2 separate regions of the Mus musculus genome follow, and region 2 is linked to region 1. Evidence: chromatin loops called from intact Hi-C (ENCODE). Cell type or tissue: left cerebral cortex. All regions are shown on one strand. Links, peaks and the distances in the headings refer to the core of each region. The heading gives the core; the rest is flanking DNA.

Region 1 (11,811 bases), core at 2,113-10,112:
TTCATCAAAATGTTATTTATAAATAGTGATTGATTGTTTTTGAAGCAAGGCTTTCTGTATTTAAAGCTCGTCTTGAACTTTTTACCCTCCTACCTACACCTCACAAGTGGATTAAAGGCATGAGTGTCCACCACATCCTGATTTCACCTTTAAATTAAAAAAATAAAATATTTTAACACTTGTTTATATTGTGGAGTAATCCAACTAGGCTTATTAATACCTCTATGCATTACTTTTGTGAGATTATTTAAAATCCAGTCTTTTAACTGTTTACAAATACATGTTATCATTAACTACATTCACCAGCTGTGCAATAGGTGACCAGAACCTCCTCTTGCCTGAGACTTTGTTACTGTTGACTAGCTTATAAACCCTCATCTCCACCCTTCAGTGTTTGGTCACCAATCTACTCTCTGCTTTTATGAGTTGGGTTCCTTTGAGGTTACACATGTAAATAAGATGACACACGTAAGTCAACCACAAATCTAAGTGAATATTTGTCTTAAACACCTGACTTATTTCACTTTGCATATTTTAAATTTAGATAGCAGTTATCTGTTTTGATAGTTACTCTTACCAAGTAAAAACTAATAATTAGTTTTGATGTTATCATTGTTAGCATACATTTTCACAAACATTTTGAATGGCAATATGGCATTCCATAAGAGAATAATTTTATTGGACAAATTCTCCATTTTGGCAGTTGAGGACTTATGTTCATTTTAAAGACCACATCCATTGCTGTCCGTATTCACAAACCATAATGAAGCTGGAGAGCTGACTTTAGGCTTGTATGGTGATGTAGTGAACACAGTGATGGGATAGGATGTAAACTATGTCTACATTTTAAATAGAAATCTGGAAACTCTGAAGCAAACCAGAGCACCAGGAGACGTTGAGAGTGGAGAAGTTTACCAACCTACCAGCTGATACACACACATAAGAAATCCTGTCTCAAACTGAGGTTTGAGAAGTTTTTAGGACATATAACTAACAAGAGAATTTCCCCAGCAAATGCTATGCATATTGCAAAATTTTCCACTAGAAATTTTATATCACTATACTTGATATCTATAAAAACATTTCAATGACTTAGTGGATGGTATAATCTCCCATTGACTAAACTATTTGAAACTATGTGTTAAAAAGAACAACATGTGCACAGATGTTTATTTAATTTTCTATTTTTCTTCATGTCATGATCCTGAGATTTTATTCACATAAACAACCCTTTCAGGATCTGAGATAATTTTCAACACACATAATTTTGTTCTTAATTCTCAGACTTCCAAAAATAAACAAAAGTTAAACTGAATTTCAAAATCATTCTCCAAGGGTGGTCAAACCAGCTGTGCACAAATTTAGTAAAATGTGTTTACAAGTATCTAAATATATTTTAACTGAAATCATCACATTCTGCATTGACTTTGATTAAGAGAAAAAAGAACCTAGATCTCACAGCTCTTCAGACAGCTGTCTGCCCAACTACAGAGGAAAGTGAAGACTGACTCTTGTGCACAGCAGAAAAAACTATTGAGTGGGCAAGGCTGCGGGCATCATTAAATAGTAGCCCAAATTCAGTCCTGCATTGGAAAACACAGGAGCATTGTATACGTTTTTAGACATGCATGTGAGATCAAAGCTATCAAACCAGGAAACAATGAGGTTCTCAGGAGGCTAGAAGATAGATGAGACTTGAGAAATTGCAGCCAGATAAGATTCAGTTTTGTTCACTGTCACAGAGACTGCTGAGCAGGCAAATATCTACAGGTATCCAAGCACATGTTGATACAAACAGGCTGTACATAGACAGGCACACTTCTTCGTAGTCTTCATCCTTGTCCTCGTCCTTGTCGTCTTCCCCTCCGCTTCCCCCTTCCACCCCCTCCCTCTTCCTCCTCCTCCCCCTCCTTCTCCTTCTTCTTCTTCCTCCCACCCCAGCCCTTCTCAGGTCTCTGGAATTTTATAGCTTATCCGGAGGCATCAGAATTAAAATATCTGCAGCTAGCACAAACCACACCCCTGCCACAGCATGAGGCAAATCATCTGCTGCATTGACAATCTGAAATAGCCCATAACCTACACCTGAGATTATGTTATTTTGCATAACATAACTGTTTATTTTTAAAGAAATCAACATTCTACCTACAAAACGGTGAAGGGGAAGACGAAGACACATATCTCTAACCTCGAGGCTATAATTATATACAATCACAGAAAAGTGGCATTTTGTCAGGAATAGTTATTGCTTTGCTCTATATGGATTCTTGGATTTATCTATCTGGGGTGGTGAGGGAATGAAGAAAGGACAAATACAAAGACACGCAGACATAGAAACTGAGATCAAGGTAGACTGGGATTTCTGATGGAGAAGGCACAACATCCTGGAAACTCAACATCTTTATTACATGCAATTGAACACGGAGGTGAGGTTACTGCATACTGATAATCATGGAGGCTGCGTTACTATATATGGCTCAGCAAGGAGGCAGGCTTAGCTAATTTCAGTAGTAATAGTCTCTGTAGGGAACTAGTCTCAGGCCAAAAACATCTGTGAGCAGAAAACTATGGTGGACATTTTCTGCAACCACAATCATCTGCAGAAGGACCAGAGGAATTCTTTGGCATCCCTCTGTACCTTACTTGGGGATGACTTTGATACTCCCATGGCTTTGTCGCATTAGAATACTTGACATGACATACCCATGTAAAACCATAAACATTCACTTAATGCCTATAAGTTTATAACACATTACACTATTACATACTTTTGAGTTCACTTCATACCTGGCATTCAGCCATTTTTCTTTCTCACTCTAGGCCTGTACATGTCCAGTGTCAGCCATCTTCTGTCAAGATAAATAATCACATTAGAACCATGTTGCCTAAACATAAACTGACCAGTATAACCTTCAACAGAAGGTGTCCTCACACCTTCATTTTGAAGGTCATTTGAGTGCCTTTCTCCTGTTTTTATATCTGTTCATACTTTATAAACAAACAATTTTGTATCTGTTGCCATCATACGAATATTATAAATGTTTTAAAGCAACAGGCACATAAGATAAATTTACCTACTAAATTAGGCAAGCCCTAATTTAGAGCTCTGCAAGCAGTGTACTAGCCCATGCTCCTACCTCTTGTGTCCAGCATGCATTTGTCATAAAGAATAAGCTCCGGTAAACATGACTCCGGTAGAAAGCCATCAAATGAAGACAGAAGATTAAAGCATTCACTTCAGAGTTGATTTTTAAGTCTCCTGAGTTACTCAATGTTTTCAGTCACTAGAAGTCTACTATGAGAGAACTCTGGAGCAATGAGGTGAATAAAACAGCATTGCAGTCTCAGCTGCTGCTGATGCAGGTAAGCTACTCAAATTCAATTAATTTTCCCTCAAGAATCAGTTTAAAGCTAGGGATATGGGTCAATTGGTAAAGTGCTTATTTTGAAGGCAAGTGGAGCTCAGTTGAGATTTGAAGTTTGTGAAGGAGTGTGTACCTATAATTCTAGTGCTGGGAGTGGAGAGATGAGGATCCCTGTGGCTTACTACTAGACAGTCAACCAAATTGATGACCCTATCTCAGGAAATAAGGTGAAGAGCAACTGAGAAATACAACAAAGTCATCATGTGGTCTCCATTTGCACATATGTACATATATACTTACACATACATATTCATACACAGACACATACAAATATATCAGACAGACAGACAGACAGACAGACACACGCGTGCATTTTTCTCAATAGAATCAAAGCCCAGATGAATTATAGATTCATGCCAAAATTTCAAAAACTCATAACTGGCCAGACTAGCCAAACTGATGGCTGTTGAGTTCTCAGTTCTAAGTGGAACATCATTATCAGCTCCATACTTGCACATGCTCAAGGATCTGTGATCATCAAGGGAAAGCGGGTACAGATGAGGAACAATGCTGTGAATGCTGTCTCCTGGACATGTCATGGTCATTGCACTCACAAATTCACTGCACCTCTGGCTACTGGCACAAAATCAAGCCAACACTATGCGTCAGCATCCCTCAGGCAGCACGAATTGGATTGAATGGATTATTGAAAAAGGGAAGTATATGAAGGGAAGGAAGGAGAAGAGTTGTTGGAGATGCCCAGGTGGTGCTGGATAGGTGATTGGACAATATGATCAAGATACATTGTATAAAATTGGTCTCAAAGAATGAACTAAAGATGGCTTTTAAAACAGAATTATATACAAAATTGGAAAAGATCACACTTGCCTCCTCTTCCTTGCTTTCTTTGTTCTGGCAGTCTGTCTCTAAGCACTCTCCATTCTTGAGATTGTAGCTTTGTTTTCCTGAATGTCGGGAACACTTTGTTGTAGGGTCTAATCTCCTAAGGGTTTTGTTGAGACTGTCTCCCCCATTTACTCTATAAAACCAAACTCTTTAATTTTATTACCACCTCTAATCAATAATATCGATTTATATATATAAATTTCTCCAAAGAGAATATAAATTTTATGAAAATGAAGACTTTGCATGAAGGGAAATTAGTCTAATCCATCACTTTATTTTGTTGTATTTTTGTACTAAAGGGACATTGGAGTCCCTTCATAATCTTCCTTTCTTTTCATGTCTTATTCCAAGCAATTAGGATCTCATATTACCCCACATTAATTTCCTAGAAATATATAAAAACTAAAGCATGTTAGGTTTTCATGCTATTTCCTCAGTGAAATTATTTTAATATTATTCAGTCAGTTTATAAAAATTTTTAGCTTTATGCATTGGGTGGTGAATCCTAAGAAATATTTTGCCTTAATTCAATGTCAAAAATGTTTTCTACCATGAATAATATCAGATATTTTATGCTTTCAGAAGCTACAATCAGGCCCAAGATTAATTTTGACACTCAGGCCTAGCATTGCTTTGGCATTTGTCTTACTTTGCTGTGAAGAGACACCATGACCAAAGCACCTTTTATAAGGCAAACATTTAATTGGAGTTGGCTTAGTTTCAGACATTCAGTCCAGTAGCACCAAGGAGGTAAGAATGGCAGGATGTAGGCAGACATGGTACAGGAGTAGTAGCTGAGAGATCTATATCTGAATCCACAGGCAGGAGCATGAGTCTGTCTTTTTCAGGCAGCCAGGAGAAGGCTCTGTCTGAATTGACAAAGCTTGAGCATAGGCCCTCAAAGCCTGCCTACACAGTGACCCCTCCTCCAACAAGGCCACACCTCCTAATAGTGCTGCTTCCTATAGGCCAAGCATATTCACACTACCACAGCATTACAATATACCTTTGTTATATGAATAATTGCAGTCTCCTTGTTTCAAGATCATATATGCAATATACTTTTGTATTTCTGTCTATAACATCTACAGGATCTTGAGGTACCTGGGACATAGGATGGATGATGTTGAGGATGATGATGATGGTGATATGGTGGTGATTGTGGTGGTGGTGATGGTGGTGGTGGTGGTGGTGGTGTGGGTTGGGGGTGGTAGAGGTGATGGGAGTTTATATTCCTCCCCCAAACATTTGCTTCCATTGCGTTGTGTTTTTCTGTGCAATATCTATGCCTTGTCTACTCCTGATGATTATGTTCTTGGTTTATCTGCATGTGAATCACTATTCACCTTCATACCACTGCCATGGCCAAGGCCTTGATTAGAATGGGTTATGACATTTGAATTGTGGAGGACCCCATGTAAGTTCTCATGTTACTATGCTTTCACATGATGAGATCAGGTCATCTGTGCTCGTAGGTATTCTTATCTAAAACTAGATCTACCTATCTCATAGTGCTAAGTCTACGCTAACAAAGGTGAAAGTACAGTGGCCTAGGACAGAGAACTGACACATTGTGATCAGAGCTGTTGGGTCTGTGGTGCAGTAAGTTAATTTAACCCCTAGAGGGTGCTATGAGCGAGTAAGAATCCAAGGAGCTGATGAAATATATGGTGTTTTTCTCTTGGATTCTGTTTTTAGCAAAACTGATTATGGGGTGGTTTAAATTGCACAGATTCATTGCCATGTGACATTATGTATGCATTCATTAAATTGTGAAGCAGAACATTAATTTAGGTTCAGTCTGGGTTAACAATAATTTGAATTATTTCACAAAATGTTCTTAATGTCCTTGGCAATATTGGAAAATTAAAATAATTTCACATACCACAGTAACCTTCAGTGACTGACCAAATTTGTAAAGCCCATAACTTATGATATTTATATATCATATATATGAATATGAATTTGATTACCCTAAAATAGGCAAGGCAGCAATCACTTTGGATCTTACAAACCATAACCTTTCAGAGAAATTAATTCTTCCTGGGACAAAGATTGCTGAAGCAATAAACTATAAATGGCTTTTACGGAAGCAAATCCAAGCAGAAGAGAGTTACAATTAACATCAGAACTCCAGATAAATCAGAGCAGCCCTGATTTCATTTTCAGCTTATTGAAAATATGCAATAAGAAAGATGTAACACTCAACATAAAATCTAAGATCTAAGATTAATGGGTAATGGGGAGGGATATAAAAGGACAATGATATGAAATTTATTCTTTACATAGTCTCCAAAATGGTTTTCCTGAAAAAATTACTGAATTTGATTTTTAAAAAGCAATTGTATATGATCTATTTTCTAAGTGAAGGGAATGATTTTGTGTTTCATTGTGAACGTATCTTACAAAGCATTTGATACCTTTAATAAGTTCTCATTAGCATAATGAGGTGTTGTCCTGAGTTTGAGCTTCATAGCAGTGCTCACCCTTTCCCTAACATGTCGGTGTAGAAAGTGAATTTGTTTGGAGACTGTGTTCACTGGACATTCCCTTCTCTCCATTCTTGACTTCAGTCAACCCTCCCTGTAGGCTTTAGGGAGAGTATGAATATCCTCTTCTCTTCTTTGGGAAAACTCAACTATTCTATGGACTGCCCTTGTGTGCCATGGTTTCCTTTTCAGTAACTCAGCACACACAGTCTGTTTTAGTTATTAATAGAGTCTAGACTTCATGTGTGAACACTGCCTAAACTTTACTTTCTCTGGTGTCCTGAGAACCTATTTGGGTGTTGCATAACTATTATGAGTGAAATCCGATTTTTGATGGCAAGGGAGTCAGTGGTGCTTTGTACCATATACCTTCTTCACTATGGAAGATGAGGATGCTAACACTAATGATGCTGATTGAAGTGTATAGGTGACTCCATTAACAAAATTAAGACATTAATATATCATTTCCTCTCTTTCCAGAAATGTTACTTATTTTTATGGTCCATTAAAATCTGTGTATAAATTTTTAGGAAAATGAAGGACATGTTTAAGTTACTTATGTTTACATAGACTCATTTAGTCTATTGCTATGAAAGGATGTCATGACTGGGGCAACTTATGCAAGAGAACATTTAACTGGGCACTTGGTTATACCTTCAGAGAATTAGCCTATTATCATCATGTCAGGGAACATGGTACTGGCAGATAGGCATGGTGATGAACAAGTAACTGAGAGTTAGATCTGATTCTCCAGTAACAGCTGCAAGAGAGGGAGAGAGAGAGAGAGAGAAAGAGAGAGAGAGAGAGAGAGAGAGAGAGAGAGAGAGAGACAGAGACAGAGAGACAGAGAGACAGAGACAGAGAGAGAGAGATGGAGAGAGACAGAGACATAGAGAGACACAGAGACAAAGACAGACAAACAAGGCCTCACCTCCTAAACCTTCCCAAACAGTTCCATTAACTTTGTACCAAGCATTCAAATGTATGAGCATATAGAGCCATTTTCATTCTAACCACCACATGGAATAAAACTCTTTTTTGGGACTGGCTGTGGATGTGATGTTGTTCATTCTCACAAAAAGTTCATGTGTTAGGAAGTCAGTTCACAGATTGGCAGTAAGGGGAGGTAAGGTGGCCTTTGAGAGGTCACTATTACTCTAATAGTAAGGTTTTGTAGCTGGTGTATGCCCTCAAAAGGCATGGAAGCCTAATCAGTTATTTCTAAGGGATTAATTACTCTGAAAGCATGACCCTGGCTCCACTCTGTCTTTTTTTGCTTTCTATATAAAGGTTCAACTTTTCATCCTGACCTCTGTCATATAGGGCCCTAGACATAGTCCATGCTTTGCCTTTTGGGTAATCATCTTCAAAGCAGTGAGCTAAATATGCTACTTCATATGTACCTTGTTGACAATATTTTTATATACATGTATGAATATACATATATGTATATGTGTATATGAAGAGGTTCACATACATATGAAGAAATATCAGACCATGTCATTCACTTACTAATTCTCTCCGATGACTTCTGGGTTCAGTAAGAATGAGCTAGATTCTTTCTTTAACTCTACCCTCCTAGACCTAATAATGCTAATTTTCGCCAGTCTATTCCATTTAGAAGCTAGCCTATCTTTTCTTCTCTCATTCTGACTTCCAGCTGTTGAAGAGGTTTCTCTCCTAGAACATTCTTCCCTTAAGTATCCAAGAGACGCATTTCTTCTCATTGTTTGGAACTCAAGGCTATTACTTAGCCTTCTGGGACTGACTCATCTCCAAAGCTCCTCAGCTTCCAATTACATTTGCTGCTGTGTCTGTTACAGTGCTTTGTACCAAGTGCCCTCTAACACTATGTAGTGCACTGTGTAAGAACAGATGGCCTGTGTATCTATGCCTCCCAGCATTCCTAAAGACAAACAAGAGCCTGGGCACTCATTGATCAAACAATTAATATATGTACCAAAAGATAATATTTCTTAGGCTTTTCCTTTAGTATTCTCTCAAAATGTTTCTTGAGAAAGCTGAGGTTAATACAGAAATCACCTAAGTTATTTTAAACATGTTCTAAGTTAATAAGTAGAGCCTGTATGTTGGCAAATGAATGTTGAACATCTTTTCCCTAAGATGGTCAAGGGTAGGTGTTGCAAATTTACTGGAATCAAGTAGACATGGAGAAGATCATCTAGAGGCCCATTGGACACGCAAACTGTATATGCCCCAGTACAGGGGAACGCCAGGGCCAAAAAAATGGGAATTGGTGGGTAGGGAAGTGGGGGGAGGGTATGGGGAACTTTTGGGATAGCATTGGAAATGTAATTGAGGAAAATATGTAATAAAAATATTAAAAAAATAAAATTTAATTTAAAAAAAGGAACCATACCGCAAACCCACAACCAACATCATACTAAGACAGAAAAACTTGAAACATTTCTACTCAAATTATAAATAAGCCAGTGACATCCACTCTCTCTACTTCTGTTCAATATAGTGTTTGAGGTATTAGCCAGGGCAATGAGACAAAAACAAAGAAGATAAATGGGATACAACTAGGAAATGGAGAAGCCAAAATATCCTTATTTATAGTTGATACGATTTTATATGTACAAGAACCTAAGGATTTTACCAGGAAGCTTCTAAAGCTGATAAAAACATTAAGTAGGGCAGTGGAATATACAGCTAACACACACACACACACACATACACACACACACACGCATTCATACACAATCAATAACCTTTCTGAACATAAAAAAAGAAACACATGCTATGAAAGAGATTAGGGAGATAATATCATTCATAATAGCTTCAAATTAATCTTGTAATAAATCTAACAAACAAAAGGAAAGACTTATGTGATGAAAACATTAAGATACTGAATAAAGAAACTGTAGAAGCTGTAAAGAACTCCCATGATCATGAATTTGTTCAAATGATATTGTGAAAATGGTCTTCTAGTAGACAATCTATATATTTAATGCATTTCACATCAAAATTTGAATGCAGTTCTTCACAAAGGTTAAAAAAAAAATCTTAGCCAGGCGTGGTGACACACGCCTTTAATCCCAGCACTCGGGAGGCAGAGGCAGGCAGATTTCTGAGTTTGAGGCCAGCCTGGTCTACAGAGTGAGTTCCAGGACAGCCAGGGCTATACAGAGAAACCCTGTCTTGAAAAACAAACAAACAAACAAAAAACAAAAAAATCAAAAAAAAATCTTAAATTTAATATTGAAATACAAATGATCCAAGAGAGATAAAATAATCAGCAACAATGAAAACATAGGGCATTACCACCCCTGATTTTAAGATTTATGATACAGCTATAGTAATAAAAACATAGTGGTATTGGTATCAAAATATTCTCATTAACCAATGGCATGGAATTGAAGATTCATATTTAAGCTCACGTTGCCACAATCACATTTTTTTTTTATAAAAAGATCAAATTATTCACTGGAGAAAGGACAGAATCTTTAACAAGTGATTTTTGCCAAACTGGATAGTTACATGTAGAAGTATGAAACTAGATTATATTATACCTCACACTTCACAAAACTCAAGTCCAAGTGCATTCAAAGACCTACATGCAATACCTGATACCACAAACCTGTGAGAGAAAAAGGCATGGAATGACTATTTATAGGCACAGCAAACAATATTAGTCCAACAGTTTATTCATGAAACCTTATTAAAGTAAACAGCTTCTGTATAACAAAGGATACTATCCTTCTAACAAAAAGGCAGTCTATAGAATGGGAATAAAATCTTTACCTGCTATACATCTTATAGAAGTTCAGCATCTAGAACATGCAAAGAATTAAAAAATAAAACCAAAGCAAAACAAAACAAACCTAAACACTGAGAAAACAAATAACCTAAGTAAAACTTGGGGTATAGAACTAAACAGTTCTCAAAAGAAGACGTGCAAATGGCTGAGGAATATAATTTAAACAAATTCAACATCCTTAGTCATTAGAAAAATACAAATTAAAGCTACATTGAGAGTTCATCATATCCCATTCAAAATGGCTAGGATCTTTTTTAATGACAGTAAATGTTGACAGGGATGTGGGGAACGAGAAACACTTGTTTCTGGTGGGTGTGCAGAACTGGTGCAGAACTGGTGCACCCATTATGGAAGCCATTGTGACAAGTTCTCAAAAAATGAAGAATATATCTACTACAAGAAACAGCTATCCACTTCTGGGCATATTTCCAAAGGATTTTACACATATTTACTCATCTGTGTTTATTGTTCCTTTATTTATAATAACCAGGAAATGGAAAATGCTTATATATCCATCAACACTCATCAGAAAAGCTTCATTTTGTAATAGATGATGATTAATACAAAGACCCACAACTGATCAAATGCAGATAACATTTAAGATAAATGGGACAGTCAACTATGTCACACCCTATTCCCTAAGATGCAGAGATCAGCACAAAAAAAGGGATCAGGAATATTGTAAGAGTCTGAAGTGAGATAGTATTTGCTAGACCTGACAGGGCCATTGCACACATAAAATCACAACAGCTATGTGAATGTAGCACAAGTTCTGTAACTAGATCAAGCCATTGCCACCTTCTTGCATGGTTTGCAGGGAGTTGGCCTAACATAGTGAGGGAATGAAAAATAGACAAACATGAATGGACAGAAATAGCTCAATTTGGGTGCATTGAGCTCACTAGTGGAGAAACAAGAGCATCCTGGAAGTTCAGTGTTAGTCCCTCAGATGAAGGAAGTAAGACCACTGACCCAAACTGGCCAAACTAAAGCAAGCTGTACTCATGTACACAGGAGCCTGTCAGCTGGGGCTATCTTCCACTAAGTTGGGGTTCAAAAAACCAGCCTCAAGTCAAGTTTTATGTTCTTTTAATAGGGGAAAAACATGAGAATTTTACAGACATTGTTACAGAAGCAAAATAAGGCAGTTAAGAAAGTCCCTCCTTGAACAATGTGTACGGAATATTTCTAGGAAAATGGAGCTGGTGGCCTGGGCTGGGACATAGATGGTAGAAGGGTAAGTTCCCAGTAACCTAGGTCAGACTGC
Region 2 (11,811 bases), core at 1,455-9,454, 95 kb after region 1:
ATGCCCCAGTACAGGGGAATGCCAGGGCCAGGAAGCGGGGGATGGGTGGATTGGGGAGCAGGGCAGGTATAGGGGACTTTGGGATAGCATTTGAAATGTAAATGAAGAAAATATCTAATAAAAATTGTTTTTTAAAAAAACTTTCTAATAGATACATAGACATTTTCTCTTTTGCTCTGACCATTAATCTGGACCATTAATTATATGTGTGTACATTTGAGAGATAAAATCCAGAACTTTCAGATGTAATTATTTAAGATGCTTTCTTCTTATAAAGAAATTTAAAAGAAAACAGATATATATATATATATATATATATGCACTCATATCCTTCATTCTTGATATTCAGCTATCATAGTGTATTTTAAATTATTCACTTTAGGAGCGAAGGAAAGGAAGACACACAAATTTGGTATAGGAGTTTGTTTATTTACACTTGTACCTAACAGATGTATGCTAGCCATGGTCAAACTGGGCCTTAATCCAGATTTTTTCTAAAGGGAGAGGATGGGCTCAGATATTTTAAGTTTTTGATAACAAGGTAAGTATCTGGGTTTTACTCAATTAAGCAGTCACACGAGTGAAAACACCCCAGGTCAGAGAGAACTTGGTGGTTCTTAGCAGTCTTCTGTTCTTTTAAATCACAAATCAGATACATAGCAAGATACCCATAAAGAAGAGATTCACATGGCAGGCCAGTACATCACATTGCATGGTTATGTCATGAGTTCCAAATGGCTGGCCAGGAAATGGCATTGCAAAGAAAACTGAGCAAGTTCTGCAGCAGTTCCCTGTGCCCACAAAGGGTACAGTTTATTAGTAATGTTAGAAGCTTACACTGCCTAATGAAGCTTCCAGATAACAGTGGGCATTTTATGAAAGACATATCCAGGAAGCTGGAGAAAGATCCAAGGTCAAAACATAGCCTGAGTCTGTCCAGTGTCTGGTGTCTCACATGGTCAGGCCAAAGTAATTCTAGTACCCAAACCACTCTACACTGTACTGAAATCAATACAGTACAGAAATTGCAGAAAATTCAGAATTTTTCTTTGCCTGTGCTACCTTTATCTTTATTTTCTTGCAGTGTTGAGGGCTCCACTCACGGCCTCCCATACAGGCAAGCACTGTACTCATGAGTCATGTCCATATTCCTTAGCTTCATTCTAAATTCAAGCAATCATCTCAAAGTCAGGCACTAACAGAATGGGTGAGAGCAATACAAATAGAATACCTGGAAGAAAGTCAATTAAGGCAATTATCAGAATTACATCATCAGAGCCTAAAGAAAGCATCTGGGTGGCTTTCTGAATTGGTCCCCTTGGGTGTGTCTTCCCTCAGATCAGCAGAACTTAAATGTCATGCTATCTGTGTTTGAACAGTTTTAGAGAAGGCAGAAATGGGCATTTACTTAATTTTCATTTAAAAATCTCCTTTTCTGAGATGGGGTTTTTAAAAGTGCTATGTTCATTACAGGCATATCTATATGATTTAGTAACATGGTGAGTTCATTAACTTTTCTTCTATGATGAACTCTGACTTTTTCTTCCTTTATCATCAGTTTTATACAATCGAAAATATAGCCTTCATGTTTAATTTTCAAAGTCATGAAGAACTGAAAATTGGTCCACAAATTATTCCTGTCTTATTTGCTATGCAACCAATTAATTATGGCTTACCAATAAATAAAAACAAAATTCAGAGATCTCATATAAATAATCATGGATATTTTATTATATCTTGATGTTTTGAAATAGAGTCCCACTCTGTATTCTGTACTGGAACTCCCTATGTAGTCCAAACTGGCCTTAACGCTTTGTTCATCTCCATTCAGCCTCCCAAGTGCTGGGATCTAGGCGTGACCCGCCAGGCCTGGATTTAAATGGGTTTAAATTCTATTTCATATATTTTGCTGCTGCAGTTTGAACCCAGTTCATATCTACACACCCATGGAAGTAGATTACTCCTGTTTTACTTCAATATCTCCAAAATAGTTCCTCAAGCAGACTAGCGATCGAAACTGAATAGACCTCTAGAAGGTTTAACCTTCTAGGAATGTTCCTTTAGCACAGAAGACAAGAGAATCAAGGAAAAGCGAAGCAGAAAATGCAAGTTCTGTCTAGTCTTTTGTGGGTCGGTAAGCCAGCACATCATGTTCTACAGGGCAAGGCAAAGGATATGTATATGTGTATATATATATATATATATATATATATATATATATATATATATGTGTGTGTGTGTGTGTGTGTGTGTGTGTGTGTGTGTGTGTGTATACTCTTATTTTTACCTAAGGATTCTGTGACATGTTGTCATCCCTATCTCTCCCTTCCTTATTACATTTTCCTTTACCTGTTATTAAAGCTAACTCAACAACTGCCTCTGTTACCCCCAAAATCCCATTCATATAGATATGCAAACTCACACAATTTACCCCTCCTCCTTAATGACAACATAGATATCTACATTAGACTTAGGTATCCTTAAGAATCTCCAATGAAATACCTTTCTCACTAGCTCATCCCTTCACTCACACCCATTCCTGGCTCCAGTCCTTTTTTTAAGAATGAAATCGATAGTCTTTGTAACATACTAATTAAAAAACCTAAGTGGGAGGGTGGGGCCACTTCATGAAACATAAGAAGCCTTTCTTCCCATCCCTTTCCTGACCACCTTGCCCACAGTACTTCCCATAAACTTCCCATTTTCACTTTATGAGGCAAGAGCATGGTCCTTAAAGATGCGAAGTAGAAGGTTCTCCAAATTATGTTTAGTGACGGCAAGATGAGTCAGGACTCATAATAAACACAACTCTCAGTGTAAGATTTGGCTACAGGCTTAAGGACTCTTTAAGAAATGGCTTATGCTAGGCAGAGTTCTCACAGGTCTAGCTGCAACGACTCTGGAAGTTTTCTCCAAACCATCACCACAAAATGTCACTTGGGAGAATGCCAGGCCCATTCATGGTTCAGACCTGTCTGGATATGTTTTAACAGTCCAATGCTTTGCCACACATACATGAGAAGTGGTAAAAATTTCAAGGCCATTGGTCATCAAACTGAGTGCAAATCCACAAACAGGAAACAAACTATGCATCAGCAAATACTTCTACGTTCAACAAAAGCATAAGGAAATACTTTGTGATAACAGTTGTTAACCTCACATGGGTCTGAACAAGGTTTGTATCATTATCTTTATTATACGGTACATATTAATGACATAGTTGTCACTTCTAAATATAGCAATAATTTAAAATATAATTTCTGATAGCTTTAAAAAAATAACCAAATCTTTAGCTTTCAAAATATGCATGCTGCCAAAGTCTACATTTTAGGGTTTAGACAAATTATAGGAAGAAAATTTAGAAAGAAAGTGGAAAAGTACCTTTGGGAGTTAAATGTAAGCCTTACTATTTAACTAGTGCTTATGTTTCGTGGAATAGATTGCCAAGTGATCGAATTATGCAGGAGCCCTTCTAGTCCCTAGTAATAATCTCCATGTTTATGTATAAGACAACACTTATATATTAGGTCAGCAGAAGTATTTTGTTTAGAAGTAGAAACACATAGTGATTTCAGGTGAATTAGTTTTTAGTTCATAGCAAGTAGCAATTAGCTGGCTATGGTTTCTTTTACAACTTACATAGGCTTTCTTACACAAGATTCATGGAAATAAAACACTCACTGGCTTTTAGTTTGTGTGTGGTAGAACACTTTTCTTGTCAAACAAATAAAGGACCCATGACTTAATTTTTTTCATATAAAAGGTATGGCTGTCTCTCAAGGATTTTAGAACTAACTCTGTACAGCAAGGGCATCTTCCTCTACCAAGGACAGTTCCAGAGTGTCTTCATTAGTACTAGTTTTCATCCTGAAGTTGAAAGAACCATAGAGTTTTGCAGACTCTTTGGAAGAGGCAAATCTATTTCGACGATAGAGCTCTCCCTTCCACATAGACATCATCAGCAAACAAGACAGAACAACTCCCCCGAGAGTGAGGAGGCAGAGCCCAGCGATCACACAACGGTCCAGGTGTGCACCTAGCATTGCACTCTCCTTTTCTAGGCGTTCCATTTCCCGGGCTGCCACTGTATTGGGATCCACTGTCACCTCCCGAGGGACGATATAAGAAATGATCACTAGCAAGATACCAGTGACCAAGAACAAGATAGCGCTGATGAAACCATAGTCTACAGACTTCCCTGAAGATGTGGCTTCTGAACTTGTATCATCATCGTCTTCCGACATCAAAGACATGGCAGTTTCATGAGACCATTCATTAGGGTTTCCCCATCCCAGATCTACAGGGTGATTACTGCCTTTGGCTGATGGTGACCTCTGACTTCTCTGTTCCAAGTTGACGTTCTCATCCACGTAAGTAAAAGAAGTTTCTAGTTCCTGGCTGCAACAATTACAGACTTTGCGATCAGCCATTACTTGGTTGTTCCCTGAGTCAGGAGGTCCAGATAGGGAGAAGCTTGTTTGAATAGCACTGTCTTGGAGCAAGGAGGTTGGGGATGCTGGAGAAGTGCTAAGTCTACACACTTCCACCACATCTGCCCTTGGTGTTGATACCAAGTTTTTCTGATAGCAAAAAGCATCTCTGATGGTTGCCTCTTCTATATGGTCACCAGAAGTCTCTCCTGAACTCCACTCCAAAGCATTGCATGGGTCCACTGGGCTGTTCCTCTTAGACAGAGAGTGGAGCTCCATGGGAGCTGGATAGATTTCTCCCCGAAATTTCCAAACTTTTGCTATCAGCAACACAATTAGATAAGAAGAATCTGGCAGAATTTAATCCCGGACTGTAGGGAGGCCTGCTCCTCTGGTCCTCATTCCCTTTACAGCCATGGCTGGTTGAAGACACCTTGGCCTCAGTTTCTCATCAGAGTTACAAACACGGGAAAGGGAACCCGGGAACAGAAGATGATGGAAGGGGCAAATCTTCTGACTTGTCACTGAGGTTAGCAGTGAGAAACTCGGGTCAGGGCAGAAAAGGAGCAAGGAGAAAGTGGCAGAATCTCTGGGAAGAGCACACTGCCATCACCAAGCCAAATTTATCCAGGGACTCACACATTCCTGTGACAGAATCCCTCAAATGAGAAGGCAAGTTTCCTGTAGAAAGACACAAATGAGAAGAAAGGCAGGGCCCTTTTTGAGCAGAGCTGTTGGATTTCTGGAAGTCTTGAGCAAGAGCAGACTTCCTAACCAATTCAATTAAACTGTATGTTTATACTCCAGTTCAGAACAGATTCTAATACAGATCAACTTTAATGAATGCATGTTCCTCTCAGCTGGGGCTAGTTGCATCAGCATCTTGATTTAGCAGCTATGGAGTGAATGAAAAGGATGACTTAATCAGCCAGTGACTAAAGGAGGGATCAGAACTAGTGATTCACCTACTGAAATGGTTAGTAACCCACTTCCACAGCTCTGGGCTCAGTGGTAAATACCCATACGCACTACTACTCTGCTTAATTCACTCCCTCTTCCACAGGGCCATCCTACCGACATCACTGTGATTTCTACAAAACACAATGAGCCAGTCCACTTCACACACATACAAACCGCTTGCTCCCAGAGTGTCTGCCGTTCCCACTCACTGAGTTACTTCTCCCTACAGTTTGCCAACAAACAGTCAAGAGAAAGTAGCCACCCGGAAGTGTTTACAAACCCAGCACAAGTAGGGTGAGGAGTGAGAAGCAATTTCCAAGGCTAGCCCTGAAACACTATCTATGGCACTCTCTCACCTCCACGTTACCAAGAGTCTTGATAAGATAGAATTCTGTGTTGAACAGTAAGCCATCTGCTCATCTTTCCTGCCTCTGCTAGCTTCCTGGGGGGAAAAAATTCATCCCCACTCTCATCAAATATAGGAGGTTTAGTCAAGAACTCCTTTTGCTTTTATTTCAATCCAGAGTTGTTTAATCCATGATTGGAAGGGTAAGAGTCAAAATCCCCAATTCCAGCAGCTGGTGACAGAGGTTCAAGCAAGCCTCCCTAAGACAGTCAGGCAACTCACAGAACGGAAAAGAACCTTGACATGGTCATGCTTCCTGCTGCACTTCAAGCTTGCCCCACCCGGTCCTGTGTACTAAAATTATAAAAAGAGCGACAACAAAAAGGAGAAAAACACAGTGCTAAGAGTAAGGAAACTGTAACCGAATCAGAGTTTTCTTTCATCATGTGGACAAGCCCCCACAGAAGGATCCTTCAATGATGGAAGCAATGGGAACCGGTTTCATCAATTACCGAAATCATCACAGATGGATCCCTGAGGCACGAGTCGCTCTGATTAACCTTTGGCACAATTAGCTAATCATATTAGACTCCTTTATATAAAACTGGCAGGATCCCCCACGAAACTTCCAATTTATAACAGAGCGGGAATATTCTCTCTCTCTCTCTCTCTCTCTCTCTCTCTCTTTCTCTCTCTCTCTCTCTCCTTTCTCATCGGCTCTATGCTAACTGTACTGTCGATTTGCAGATCCGTAATCCAGCATCAGTTTAGGATGGATAATCCCAGGGGACCGGCTAAAGGTATCTTCTTCCCTCCCCACAGCCCTCTCTCTGTTTAAAAGCCCATTTAATGAGATTGCACCTCCAAGGCAAGAGTACCGTTTTCCCTAGTCTGCTGTGCAATTAAAGGCAGTAAAATACAGGCAGAACAGATAGGAACAAGGCTGGTCTGCAGAAGACCGCGTAGGGTAGTGGGATACAGGATGCAGGATGAGCGCACTGGGTTTATAGGACCCGCTGCCAGCACTGGACAGGGGTGCCCCCAATAGGCTGCGGGATCAATCATTTCTCCCAGCAGACTCTTGGCCCATCAAGGCACCTGCAGTCTGGCTGCATCCGCTTAGGTCCTGCAGGCACCTCAAGCGGGAATGGGGATGCGTTCCCCGGCTCCTTTTATCTCCAAGCTCCGGTTCTTTCCACTCCGCGCGCTTCCTCCCCACCCCACTCTCTGCTACTCACCTTCTGCTTTGGCCACTCAGTAAAGCTGAAGCTGTGAACACTCGCGTCCGCATGGCACCCGGAGAAAGTCCGTTATTTCTAGCCACAGCACTTGTAGCCTGTGTTTGCCGCTGGGTTATGCTGGGTGGGCGGTGCCCGCCGAATCGGGCAGGGCGGGGCAGGGCGGGGCGGGGTGCTTCCTCTGCTGAGCATCCCGGGAGATGTAGTTCAGGGGAAGTCCTTGCATCTCTTCGTTCGCGTTGTCCAGCATCTCCAGGATTTTGCTCTTCTGGGAAACAGTTTCCTCCATCCAAGCATTTACCTGCCTGAGCTTCGAGCTCTGGCCTCTCTAAGGTGAGTGTGTCTCCCTTACATCCCCAGCCCACCATCCTCTCATCCACCTGCTTCTAGTGCAGCCACAGGATTCTGGAGGACTAGGGAACCAAGCAATACATTTACTTCCAACTGTGTGCCAAGCAAGTTGCATACTTTGTCATATTGAATAGTCAAAACACATTTTCAAAGTAGAAGATTTTTATCAATTTTCTTTTTTAAAATGAGGAAGAGGGCTCAGAGAGATTCATGGCTCCCTGCCTACAAAAGTTAGGAGATCAATAAATAGTAGCATTTGAAATCTTATCCAGGAGTGTGATTCCAAAGTCGTTGCCTTTCCCATAAAAGAGGAAGAATATGAACACTGAGAGTAACAGTGTCAGTTTCTCCCCTGTACTTACTGTTATATCTTGGATCTGTTGAATGTATTAATAAATTAAAAGTTGGGATCCTTTATTGACAGGGCCTTTCCTACACATTTTACTTAATTCATTCATTTTTAGAGGTATTGTGAAAGTCCTCAATTTTACAGAATATCTGAGCTGCAAAATGCCCAAACTTATGCCACTGATTCAGTAAGTTCTAAGCATTATGTTGTACTGACTGGGGGTAGGGGGCGAGAGCAGAGGGTAAGAGAGGGATCAGGTTTGGTAATGAAAATTGAAGATTGCCGCCACTCTTGAGATAGGACAAGCTAACACCTCCTTTACTCAAAGTAATATTCAGCAGCACATCTTGGAAATAATGTGTTTGTGGATCATCTCCAGGTGTGATTTTTGAGACCATTGATTGATTCCATCCAAGAAACATAAGATTACAGTATCCATGCCATTTTCTGCTTGCAAGTAGCTCACATAAATGCTGCGGTCACACTTGAGAGACAGATTAGCTTCTTAAAGTGACACAGCAAATGATAATACCTTTTTTTTTATTCACAAACATTTTTAAAAGTCAATCTCTTGGTTCTTATTTCTTCTCTGGCTCACTATACTATATGACGGAGAATGTATTTTCTCTGTTTCTTGATTCCAGCCAGCCTTCAAAGACACACTTGCCAACCTTATTTATGAAGGACCCTCTCAGGACTATAGATTGGAAATAGAACCCAAACATAGTGTAGGTGCCAAAAAGGGAACAACTAAGATGTGAAAATATCCTGAGCTGATGTTAAATAAGGAGGTGCAGAAGGAACTTTGGATATTTAATTAAATGAGGAGACATTAGCAATATAAAAACTAGCTTTAGATAAAGTTGATTAAAACACCATGGTTTTTAAAGTGGAAAGCATAACCAAGGATGGTTAATAGAAACTATGAATGATAATATGTTACCACTTAGGTGTTTACACTATCTGTAAGGAATGCAATGCTTTTAAACTCATTTTGCAATGTAGAAATCAAACTTTGAGAAAGTATATTCTTACTCTACCAAAATCTAGGACCCAATAACCGAGATTCTAGTTTGCTTGTGTCTGATTTCATCATGGGCATCTTTGCCACCACACTATGCCCAGTAGTGTTTTGCCATTTGTTTTTCATGGCATGGCGGTCATGTGTAAGAGGTAAAATGGAAGTGTAAACACTGATGGTTTCTTATGCCAGTCATCCCAGGGCTGTGACATCTTGGGAGATTAAAGGACAACTTGGTAGGCTGATGGGGTAGGTAAGCCACTAGTGCCATAACACACTGGAGCAGTTCAGGTGTTGGGACCCACGGGGAAGTGCTATAGGATTTAATTAGGAGTCTGACTTGGCATTTGATATAAACAAGGTCATTTTAGTAGTTTTGCATGGAGTGTCTCAGAGAAGTGAATTGTATACTACTAGAAAGGCTTCATACAAAAGACAGACCCAATTATTAGCAGTGTTAAGACAGGGATTTGTCTAGTGGGATTATGCCTCCATGAACTCCCTGATGCCTAATTCTAATTTACATCTCTTACATGAAGTACTTTCCTTCTCCAGAGGAATCTATCTCCTGTGAATTTTTTTAAACATTGGAATTTTTTTTTTTTTTTTTTTTTTTTTTTTTTTTTGGTATTAGATTTCTCTGTATAGCCCTGGTTGTCCTGAAATTCACTCTAGATCAGGCTGGGCTCCAACTCAGAAATCTGCCTGTCTCTGCCTCCCGAGTGTTGTGATTAAAGGCATGTGCCACCACTTCCTGGTTGGAATTTTAAATATTTATTATGCACTACCTTGTGACATGTCTTGAATGGCTAGATAACTACTAAATGCTGTTCAGCTTGTGACGTAGGCACCTAAATAAATATCTAATGGCGTCTGTAAACACCTTATGGTCACAACTGACGTGTTAAACATCTTACACGATGCAGACAGTTCAAGTTTCTCTTTCAATCAGTGAAGTAATATTACAAACCTCAATTGAGACATGTTATGATTATCAGTTATTCTATCATTTCCTACTATCATCACATGCACATAAAAATAAAACAAAACATTAGACTCCACACACTCTTTAACATTAAAAACTCAATGGGGAATGCAGAGAAGCCTCACTGGTCAAGTGTACTTGTTTTTGTAGGGAACCTGGGTTCAAATCACAGAACCTGTATGGCAGCCCACAACTATCCATAAGTCCAGGTCCAGGAAATCTAACTCCCTTTTATTGGTACCAGGCATGCATGTAGTTCACAGACATACATGTAAAAAAAAGCACCCAAAACATAAAATAAATAAGTAAATCTAAACAAAAATGAAGTTGATTTCATGTGAATATACTACAAAATTTCCTTCAGAATGTTGCGGGGAAAAATCATAAAGAAGGGTTGACTGAATTCCTGAAAGACAAACTTTGCAAAAATTTATTTTCTGAAAAAAAAAAAAAAAACATACTTCCAGCCTTTATCATGCACTGTCATATCCAAAACATTTCTACAAGCCTGACTCTGAAACTTTTTCTCACGAGTTTTTCCTGGTCAGCTTCCTAACCTTCCTCCTACTTGGCACGCTACTGGCATAATGCACTTCCCTTTAAGTTGGGATTTTACATATGCAGAAGTATTCCATATATACTTTACACGGCTTTCTATATGTTTCTCCTTCCAAAATAAAATTCAGCTTCCTTGAAAACCAGCCTCTTCTATTACAGTCTATGAGCATGACATAATGAAGCATATATCCAGTAGCAAGAAGTATCTGCTAACAAAGCCATTGGCCTTAGCAAAATGAGAGCATTAAGAATCCATATAATGATTTTTATTTACATAAATTTTAATATGCCTCAATTTACTCTGATATTGGAGGAATAATAATTATTCTGCTAGATTAACTAGTAATAAAATAGATTCCAAGTAAATTGACCATTGAAGTCAAGAGTAGTGCTGGGACTTTTAACATCCAGCCTCTTGACAAAGTAGCTCATCAAATTTCTCCCCTCAGCCAAAGTAAGTACTAATTGCAAATAAACTTCCTTCAAGGACTTAATGTTTTCATGAGGCTGAGCAGTGGGAAAATCAGAAGATGATTTTGGGACACTTTGGTTAAAGTTTGGAAACAGTCCAGGTTGATGCTTCTAAGTTATAGAAGGCTGACAGTGTTTATAATTTAAAGGAGCCCTCATTTATTAGAAAAACTCTATAAATAAAAAATAAAACATTATAAATTTAATATGTACACTTGCCATAGCTATTCAGGTTTGTTAAATAAGCCCCATGCCTGAACACTGACAACAGAAGAGGCCAAGAGTCAGTGGTTTTACAGAGAAAATTCCCCAGCTAGAAAAGTGTTTTTCTTTTCCTCTTCTTTTTCTCTTCTCTTCTCTTCTCTTCTCTTCTCTTCTCTTCTCTTCTCTTCTCTTCTCTTTTCTTCTCTTCTCTTCCTTTTTTCTCTCTTTCTTTTCTCTTTATTTCTTACTCTTCTTTGAATACACACACATATGTATGTATGTATATATATATATATATATATATATATATATATATATATATATATACACAAAATCCCCCAATTTGTATTAAGTAATTCAAATCCCTTTAAACACTGGATAAATTGAAGAAAGTTAAAACTGTGAAAAACATCTGAATATCAGAAATTTAAGAATTTATACTCATGTTCTGTTGAGGGGAACTAGGAAATTTGGACACAAATTTCAAACATTCCTTCCTTGAAGACATACAAAATTATTAAAGTTTAATAATTCAGAGGACAAAGGCTTAGCAAAGCACAGGAGACACTACAGCTTTGTTTTACATAAAATGCTAAATGAGTCCTGAGGGGATAGTGACAGACTAAGAGCTAAAGAGAGACAGGTCAGAGGGTCTTAAACTTATGAAGCTATCATAAATCTTTGCTATTCCCTTGATATTGGTTTGAATCCTGAAGTGCTTCATCTCATCAGTGTGTACCAGGAATAGGACAGCCCCTTACAGGGAAGACTTCATCAATTTCCCTAAAATTTTACCAAAGTGATTTCAAAATGATAGGATAGCACTTTCCTAGAAAGAAAAGAATTAGATGCTGTCCACAAAAATGATAGCATCATTATGAAACAGCATTGCAAATTA

What was found. Peaks named below come from ENCODE experiments on the same cell type or tissue, not always from the same donor. Only the 100,000 strongest peaks of a DNase experiment are listed, where the experiment ranks them.
Region 2: a loop joins it to region 1, with 2.7 times the contacts of the local background. A loop is called at or near these places in 2 of 42 quality-filtered maps.

What each region holds. Positions count from the first base shown.
Region 1 is chr15:43,767,080-43,778,890 of GRCm38, forward strand. No RefSeq gene overlaps it. Among named protein-coding and RNA genes, the nearest start is that of Tmem74, 97 kb to the right of the region's middle. In left cerebral cortex, for the core only: a CTCF peak has its summit at 5,882 (motif pointing right); a DNase peak (open chromatin) is centred at 5,896.
Region 2 is chr15:43,862,937-43,874,747 of GRCm38, forward strand. Tmem74 (transmembrane protein 74) reads right to left here and starts at 7,093. Exons shown (of 2, transcript NM_175502.3): 1 at 6,975-7,093; 2 at 3,759-5,111. The coding sequence starts at 4,709. The coding sequence ends at 3,792. In left cerebral cortex, for the core only: no CTCF peak of the experiment used is centred there; DNase peaks (open chromatin) are centred at 5,392, 5,568, 5,744, 6,258 and 2 more places; H3K4me3 peaks cover 2,188 bases; H3K27ac peaks cover 1,114 bases.